Linked DNA regions of Homo sapiens: region 2 is linked to region 1. The links are chromatin loops, found by intact Hi-C in ENCODE. Cell type or tissue: heart right ventricle. All regions are shown on one strand. Each heading gives the region's core, and the rest is flanking DNA. Links, peaks and the distances in the headings are about the cores only.

What was found. Hi-C counts contacts between places; a loop is a spot of excess contacts. Peaks named below come from ENCODE experiments on the same cell type or tissue, not always from the same donor. Only the 100,000 strongest peaks of a DNase experiment are listed, where the experiment ranks them.
Region 2: it touches region 1 in a loop (4-fold over the local background); 2 of 110 quality-filtered maps call a loop at or near these places.

What each region holds. Positions count from the first base shown.
Region 1 is chr17:48,035,360-48,039,471 of GRCh38, reverse strand. COPZ2 (coat protein complex I subunit zeta 2) reads left to right here and starts at 1,675. Exons shown (of 9, transcript NM_016429.4): 1 at 1,675-1,805; 2 at 2,547-2,621. The coding sequence starts at 1,695. It overlaps MIR152 (microRNA 152), which reads left to right and starts at 2,225; the gene lies at 2,225-2,311. RefSeq lists an enhancer at 509-558. In heart right ventricle, for the core only: a CTCF peak has its summit at 2,344; a DNase peak (open chromatin) is centred at 2,314; H3K4me3 peaks cover 1,713 bases; H3K27ac peaks cover 1,967 bases.
Region 2 is chr17:48,828,865-48,833,381 of GRCh38, reverse strand. CALCOCO2 (calcium binding and coiled-coil domain 2) reads right to left here and starts at 2,347. Exons shown (of 13, transcript NM_005831.5): 1 at 2,304-2,347. RefSeq lists a silencer at 1,932-2,091 and an enhancer at 1,462-2,343. In heart right ventricle, for the core only: no CTCF peak of the experiment used is centred there; DNase peaks (open chromatin) are centred at 630, 1,921 and 2,371; H3K4me3 peaks cover 2,464 bases; H3K27ac peaks cover 2,849 bases.

The sequences.
Region 1 (4,112 bases), core at 113-4,112:
TGAAACAGATTCTCACTCCCATTGCCCAGGCTGGAGCACAGTGGCATGATCATGGCTCTGCAGCCTTGAACCCCCAGACTCGGGTGATTCTCCCACCTCAGCCTTCTGAGTAGCTGGGACTACAGGTCACACCACCCTACCTGGCTAATTTCTTTGTAGTTTTAGTAGAGACTAGATCTTACCATGTTGCCCAGGCTGGTCTGGAACTCCTGGGCTCAAGCCTTCTGCCCACCTCAGCCTCCCAAAGTGCTGGGATTACAGATGTGAGCCATTGAGCCCAGACTTGAGACCTTGTTTCTACAAAAATAAAAAAAATAAAAAAATAAAAAATTACCTGGGAGTGGTTGCATGCACCAGTGGTCCCAGCTACTCGGGAGACTGAGATGGGAGGATTGCCTGAGCCCAGGAGGTTGAGGCTGCAGTGAGCCCAGATCGAGTCACTGCACTCCAGCCTGGGCAACAGAGTGAGACCGTGTCTCAAACAAGCAATATTAGTAAAAATAATATTTAGAGATTGAAAAAAGTGCAATGAAAGAAAGAAATAGGAACTGAGAGAATGTGACAGGAGAGACCTATCAAGTCAGATATGGTGGCTGTCAGGAGGACCTTTTGGTAATTATATTTCAGCAGAGGCTTGAAGATAAGAAGACTTGATGCATTCAGTGAGGAAAACCCCATTCTGTAACCATCTAGGGTAAGTGACTGTGGTCCACAACATAAGAGGGCTTGAAGAGAAGAATAGGGAAGAAATTTTGAGTCAAAAATCTGGGTTCTATCCCCAGTCAACTAGCTGTATAGTCTTGAAAAGGTCACACAACCTCTGAGTCTCTCTTTGCTTAAAATGAGGGTCCATTATGCCTATCTTACAGGTGTGGGCTATATTAGATAATGGATGTGAAGGTGTCAAATGTAAAATACACGCACAGTGTTTTTACCGGTAAATGCATACGTAGCACTAACATATCACTGGGATGTGAATTTCCCACTTGCCAGTGTACCCTGAAATGAGAGCTTGTCTTAGTTAGACTTAGACCAAAGAAACCAAAACATGCTGCAAAGCCCGATGTCATTGGTGGAGCATTTGTGCTGCTGGGCGTCTGTCTTGCTTCTGATGGTGCCATATCTGTGACTTAGGAGAGCCTGGGGAGGTGTCTCCGGGCCCATGGTTGCCTTCTGCAAGTAGTGAGAGAGGAATGAGAAAGCCTCTTCACAGAGGGGTGTCCCCAGAACTGTCCTCATTTGCTCTTGCTTATAGACCCTGTCCCTGAGATCTAAAGGGTGACCTGACGTATTTGTCCTCATGGTACCTACCAGAGGTCAACAGACAAAAGTGGGCTTTGCTTGTGTTTGCTGCTGGCCCCAGGACAGCCTATAGACACTGGCGCACACCAAAGCCACAGGCCGGAGAGCAGGCAGGAAGCAGGACGAGGGCTGGTCTTGGGGCACCCTGAGGATGCAGAGTTCGGGGATGTAAGGGACTCGGGAAGGAGCCAAGGAGGAGAGAGGGAGAGGAGAAGTGGGGGAAGGAGAGGTGGGGTGAGGGCGGGAGGGGAGATGGGGGAGAACGAGCAAGAGGACGGGGCCCCGAGGAAAGGGAGGCCACGCGCGAGAGGGGGCCGCGGGGCGGCGCGGAGGCGGGGCGGCGGCGGCGGGCAGGCGGCGGGCGGCGCTGTCAGTGCGAGGCGGCGAGCGGAATGCAGCGGCCCGAGGCCTGGCCACGTCCGCACCCGGGGGAGGGGGCCGCGGCGGCCCAGGCCGGGGGCCCGGCGCCGCCTGCTCGAGCCGGGGAGCCCTCGGGGCTGCGGGTACGGAGCGGGCGGGCGCGGGGATCCCGGGCGGCGGGAGCTGGGCAGGGACAGAGCAGGGTTAGGGGGAGCAGCCAACTCAGAACTCGCGCGCCCGGCGGCTGGGAACTTTGTGTCACCCCTGACTGGCCCCAGGACCCGGGAGGAAAAGTTCGTCCCAGCGCCGACCGGAGAGGAGGCCTGTCCTGAGTCCGTCGGCGCGGGGCTGAAGTTCTGGGTCCGTTTGGAGTGGGGGTGGCGGGTGAGTTGCGATTCCGCGGGGAGGGTAAGGAGTGGCCTGTCCGTCCCAGACTCGGCTCCCATCACCGGTGGGTGATGGGCATGCTTCTGGAGTCTACCCGGGCCAGGGCCTGGGGGCGCGCTGATAGCGCAGGTCCAGCCCGGCCAGGGATCAGCTGGAAGAAGGAGGCTCGGCCCGCTGTCCCCCCCGGCCCAGGTTCTGTGATACACTCCGACTCGGGCTCTGGAGCAGTCAGTGCATGACAGAACTTGGGCCCGGAAGGACCTTCTGCACCCAACGGGCACAGCGCCCACTCGGGGCCTGCAGTGGAACATCTGCCTGGGAGTGGAGTGGGCACCTGGGTTGGCCCATGTGGCACAGGGCTGGGCAGAACCAGCTGTGGACCTTGAGGACTGGGGTTGCTGGGGCCTGAGGATGTATCCTAGGGCCAGCAGATCCCATAGACACAGGGTGTCCACCTCGAGTCAGGGGCCAAACGGAACTCTCCTCTCCGGTGTCAGTTGCAGGAACCTTCCCTCTACACCATCAAGGCTGTTTTCATCCTAGATAATGACGGGCGCCGGCTGCTGGCCAAGGTAACCTCTGACCCCACCCATGAGGGACACAGTTCCCACTCAGCTGACACTCCTGTCTCAGGAGAAACTCCACTGTGATCTCTGTGACTCAGGGCAGCTCAGCTTAGACCCCTCCAGAGGTCCTTCTCATCCTCCTGCCTTGTCAAGGTGCTGCTCCCTGAAATGAGGGGTCTCCTCTATTTCTACTCATGTTCCCTGAAATGTTTCCTTATCATCCTGCTACTGGCCAGTTGGACCTGGGCATGGGAAGGTTCTGCCTAATGGGTCAGTGGAGTGTTGAGCCTGGGACCCAGGAGTCTTAGTCCCCAAACCCCCACACAAGTTCTTTTGTTCTTTGGGGTTTGTCTCTAAACCTCCACTTTTGTTCTACAGCTTGGTAAACACTAACGATTTAGTCTAAGGAGTCTAAGGATTTAGAACCAGATGGGATTTTAGAAACTGTATAATCCAACTCTTTAATTTCGTAGATGAAGAAAATGAGGGGTAGAGAAGCTAAGTGAGTTGCCTGAGGTCACAAGTATTAATATCCTAACAGATCCAAACTCAAATTTTATTTATTTACTTATTTAATTTTTTCACTTCTCCCATTTCACAGGTTTCACAGGCAAACTCGGGTTTTTTGACATGAAGCTCAAGGTGGTTTTCACTGTACCCCCATTCAATTAGCTGTTATCTATCCTAGCAAACATGGCCTGAGCGAACCAAACTAAAATAATCCAAAAATAAATTTCTGCTGTCAACACAATTAATTGTAGGGGAGCTATAGCATCTGCATTAGCTATGAAATGCATTATAAGGCCAGGTGTGATGGCTCATGCCTGTAATCCCAGCACTTTGGGAGGCCAAGGCGGGCAGATCACTTGAGGTCAGGAGTTCGAAACCAGCCTGGACAACATGGTGAAACCCTGTCTCTACTAAAAATACAAAGAATTAGCCAGGCATGGTGGTGGGCGCCTGTAATCCCAGCTACTCGAGAGGCTGAGGCAGGAGAATTGCTTGAACCTGGGAGGCAGAGGTTGCAGTGAGCCGAGATCACACCATTGCACTCCAGCCTGGGCAACAAGAGCGAAACTCTGTCTCAAAAAAAAAAAAAAAAAGAAAAGAAAAAGAAAAGAAATGTGTTGTAAGGCCAGGCGCAGTGGCTGATGCCTGTAATCCCAGTACTTTGGGAGGCCGAGGCGGGTGGACTGCTTGAGCCCAGGAGTGCCAGACCAGCCTGGGCAACATGGCACACCCCATCTCTACAAAAAACAAAACAAAACAAAAACAAAAAACAAAAAAACGAAAATTAGCCGGGCGTGGTGGTGTGTGCCTGTAGTCCCACCTACTCGGGAGGCTGAAGTGGGAGGATTGCCTGAGCCCGAGAGGTTGAGGCTGCAGTGAGCCATGATCGAGCTACTGCACTCCAATCTGGGTTATAGAGTGAGACCCCATCCCAAAAAATAGATTTTCTGTTTGTTTATTTGGAACTGAAAGTTTTTTGTTTTTATG
Region 2 (4,517 bases), core at 1-4,000, 790 kb before region 1:
GGTTTCACTATGTTGGCCAAGTTGGTCTCTAACTCCTGACCTCGTGATCCACCCACCTTGGCCTCCCAAAGTGCTGGGATTACAGGCGTGAGCCACTGTGCCCGGCCTTCTGCTTACTTTTCTTTCTAAACGATTAGCAATTAGCAAAAATGGATGAATTGATTTGAATCCCGTTTCTCCCTGGCTATGGCAGAAATGCTTACACATAACCAGCCTTAAAGAATACCAGCAGTGGATACTATGGGTGTGTGTAGATGGCCCTGAAACAGGTAGCAAAAGCAAAGACACAATCACTGGTCTTCAAATTATCGAGCCATTTGCTCTAGCCCAAAATTTCCAAGTTAATTCTAGACCCTTACCTAAAATATGAAAATGTTTCAGAGTGTCTTACAAAAATTTTACACCCCAGGAGGCCTTTATTACTACTCATTAACAATTGTTTGAATTTGCTGTCCAGCTTTTTCTAAACAGGCCCTCATCTCACATCCACACCACCATAGTGCTGGCGCCAGTTCTAGGGGAAGATGGAAAAAATAGTTCTGGGACATCAGGTGCGGGCAACTGGAAACTCTGAAAGGCTCAAAGCTGTGTACTAATCTCCATTTTACTGAGACCATCCACTTTTCCCTTGACAGGGGTGATTCTAACATGCCATGTCCCTGTGACATGGGCAGTGACAGTGTTTGAAGTGTGGTGGAAAGGGGACTAGGCTAACAGCCAAGGGAGCTGGGTTCCTATCTTAGTTCTGCCACTCTGAGAGCTTGGCCAAGTCACAGTACCCTTTTCTGGCCTGTTTCCTCATCAGCAAAATGCATGGCTAAGGCTAGAAAATCTTCAAGGACCTTGCCTGATATAATGATGATCCTAAGTGAAGGAAAAAAGAAGTGAAAGAGTTCATTTAACTCTCTTTTCATCTAAAAATAATTAAGGATACATGACATTCTATCAATACATACTGCCAAATTAAATTTTTGTTTGTTTGTTTTTTGAGACGGAGTCTCACTCTGTTGCCCAGGCTGGAGTGCAGTGGCGCCATCTCGGCTCACCGCACCCTCCGCTGTCTGGGTCCAAGCGATTCTCCTGCCTCAGCCTCCCAAGTAGCTGGGATTACAGGCGCCCGCCACCACGCTCCACTAATTTTTGTATTTTTAGTAAAGACAGCGTTTTGCTATGTTTGCCAAGCTGGTCTTGAACTCCTGACCTCAGGTGATTCTGCCCGCCTGGGCCTCCCAAAGTGCTGAGATTACAGGCGTGAGCCACCGCGCCTAGTCAGCCAAATTAAATTTTTAAAGAGCCACAGATGTACTATCTGACTCGAAAGACAATATGACCTGTTAGTGCCAGGTAACTCAGGATTATCGACTACCTTTTTCAAGGCCCTTTCCATTCCACAGCTGTCATGTCTGCCAAAGGATAGAGTTTCCAGGTCCCTTGAAAATACCTGGGAAACTGAGCCATCTGGATATTCCTTAATCATGTATTCTCCACAAGCTACAAAGACCTACCACATAAAGTCCTTTACTTGCAATGGTGTTTCCAATAATAGAATAAGTTATATTATCCATATTTTACTCAGCTCCAACCATGGTCACTTGTTGGCTTGCATGTGAAGCAAGAATCCAAGTGATAGAAAAGAGTTAACACGTCCAGTGGGGTTGAAATAATATACGAGTGGGAACATTAGCTCCCAAACTAAGCTGGGTCAGTGGTGGAGGGGCAATGGATTAACTGTAGAGGCAGGTCACGACACCGTCTTTCCTCCTGCCTAGAACGTCTTCTCCGACAGCTGCAGCATGCAAAAGGCAAGGCGCTTCAGGGATCAAACCTACTCGTAAAGGGGGACACTGAGGCCCAAAAAGAAAGTAACTTGCTCAGGGTGACGCAACAAGGCTCCACCTCCGCCTCGAAGCCAACGGCGATGACATCCAGGCGAGGGATTACGGAACCACCACAGCCTGGGCCCGCGGGAGGGGACGGGACGCCACGACCCGTGGGGCGGCAGCCGCCGCCTCAAGACCCTCGCCGCCGCCAGGGGTGTCACTTCTTCCCGAGGAGCCTCCCACCCTGCCACACAGCACTGCAGCGCTGCCCTCCGCAAGACAAAACTGCCCCGCAACCCTCCCGGGCCGCGGGAGGGGCTCCAGGGCCTTCAGAACACCACTCCCACTATCACCCCAGAGGGTGAACTGCGGTGAGAACCGAAACTTGCCACACCTCTACCCCCGTGGCCCCTTCTCAGGACTGCAAGTCTGAATGTGGGCACCCCGAGGGCCTAACTGCCCCTTTCCACTTGAGGCACTCACCAGGGACAGCAACCAGCAGCGGCGCGACAGCAACAGGGCAGAGTGGGACGGGGGCGGGGCTAAGCACCCAAGGGAGAGCCCGTCCCGCCTGCCCCGCCCACACGTCACAACGGTCAGCAAGCCCCGCCCCCGCGCGGCGCTTGCTGGGACTTGTAGTGTTCAGGTGACCGGGCCCCAGGAGCGGTCTTCTGCCTTTGATGGCTCTCCTAAGTCCTGAGCAGCAATCTCACCGAAATAAACCTACTTCATCCCCTGGAAGAAGCTGTTTACTTTTCTTTTTTTTCTTTTATACCTTTATTTCTTTTTTCTTTTTCTGTCGTCCAGGCTAGAGTGCCATGGTGCGAACACGGCTTACTGCAGCCCCGACCTCCCGGGCTCAGGTGATCCTCCCACTTCAGCCTCCTGAGTAGCTGGGACAACCACGGTGCCCATACGGCGCCCGCCACCACGCCAGGCTAATTTTTGTATTTTTAGTAGAGATGGGGTTTTGCCATGTTGCCTAGGCTGGTCTTGAACTCCTGGGCTCAAGAGGTCCAGCTGCCTCGGCCTCCCAAAGTGTTGGGATTACAGACCTGAGTCATCGCGCCTGGGCTACATCTTTATGTCTTTCTTCCCTGAATGAGAAAGCTTTATACATTTGAAGGGCCATTAAGAGGTCATCTTCATTTTTCTCCTGGGTCCACTTAACACTACTTCACGAAGAGTCTTTATTTTTTTTGAGACAAGGTCTCACTCTGTTGCCCAGGCTGGTGTGCAGCGGGGCGATCTCGGCTCAGTGCAACCTCTGCCTCCTGAGTTCAAGCTATTCTCGTGCCTCAGCCTCCCCAGTAGCTGGGATTACAGGCACCCGCCACCATGCCCGGCTCATTTTTTTGTATTTTTAGTAGAGACGGGGTTTCACCATGTTGGCCAGGCTGGCCTTGAACTCCGTCTCAAAAAGAAAAAAGAGAATAAACTCATGGCCAGGCACAGTAGCTCACGCCTGTAATCCCAACATTTTGGGTGGCCGAGGTGGGAGATCTCTTGAGCCCAGAAATTTCAGATCATCCTGGACAAGATAGGGAGACCCTGTCTCCACAAAAAATAAAAAAATTAGCCGGGTGTGGCGGTGGGCCCCTGTAGTCCCAGCTACTCAGGAGGCTGAGGTGGTAGGATCACTTGAGCCTGGGAGGTGGAGGCTGCCATAAGCCATGATCACACCACTGCACTCCAGTCTGGGAGACAGAGCGAGACCCTGTCTCAAAAAAAAAAAAAAAAAAAAAAAAAAAGAATAAACTCAGTAAGAAAAGAATTCTGCTAAGTCAATTTAAAGAAAATCCCCCATCCTTAATATCTAATAACCCTGGCCTGCCTTCAACAAGAGTCCTGTTAAGTTGGTTTAACAAGAATCTCCTTTTAGTAATTTTCCATGCAGTGACCCCTCACTCTGCTTGTTGGCTATAAATCCCACTTGTCATTATTGTATTCAGAGTGCAGCATAATCTCCCCTTTGGTCCTGAATAAATTCTTCCTTGCCATTTTAACAAGTTTCAGAATATTTTTTTCTTTAACATCCAGAAGATGTTAAATGCTGTATATGCTGTCTATGAAAGATTAAATTTGGAAGTGCCCCTTCTTCCACTGTTTAAATGTGGAAAGAAATTTTTCTGTGCCATCTCAGGCAGGGGAATGAGCATTCCTTTTTTTTTTTTTTTTTTTGTCGAGACAGAGTCTTGCCCTGTCGCCTAGGCTGGAGTGCAGTGGCATGATCTGGGCTCACTGCAACCTCCACCTCCCGGGTTCAAATGATTCTCCTGCCTCAGCCTCCTGAGTAGCTGGGACTACAGGCGCCCGCCACCACGCCCGGCTAATTTTTGTATTTTCAGTAAAGACGGGGTTTCACCATATTGGCCAGGCTGGTCTTGAATTCCTGACCTTGTGATCCACCAGCCTCAGCCTTCCAAAGTGCTGGGATTACAGGCATGAGCCACCACACCCAGCGGGAATGAGCATTCCTAATCTGCTTCCTCACAAGACTGGTGGCATTCAACTGAGATGAACGGATGGTGGGAAATGATGAGTAAGCCAGGAAGTGGGTCATCCGTCTAAAGTTCAAATCACCTTCTGAGTTACCAAAATAATATCTTCCATTTTAAACTCGGTCTGCAGGGACAAGTGCCCTCAGTATCCTGGATACATTTCCCTTAATTTTACTTATTAGATTTTCTAAAAGCA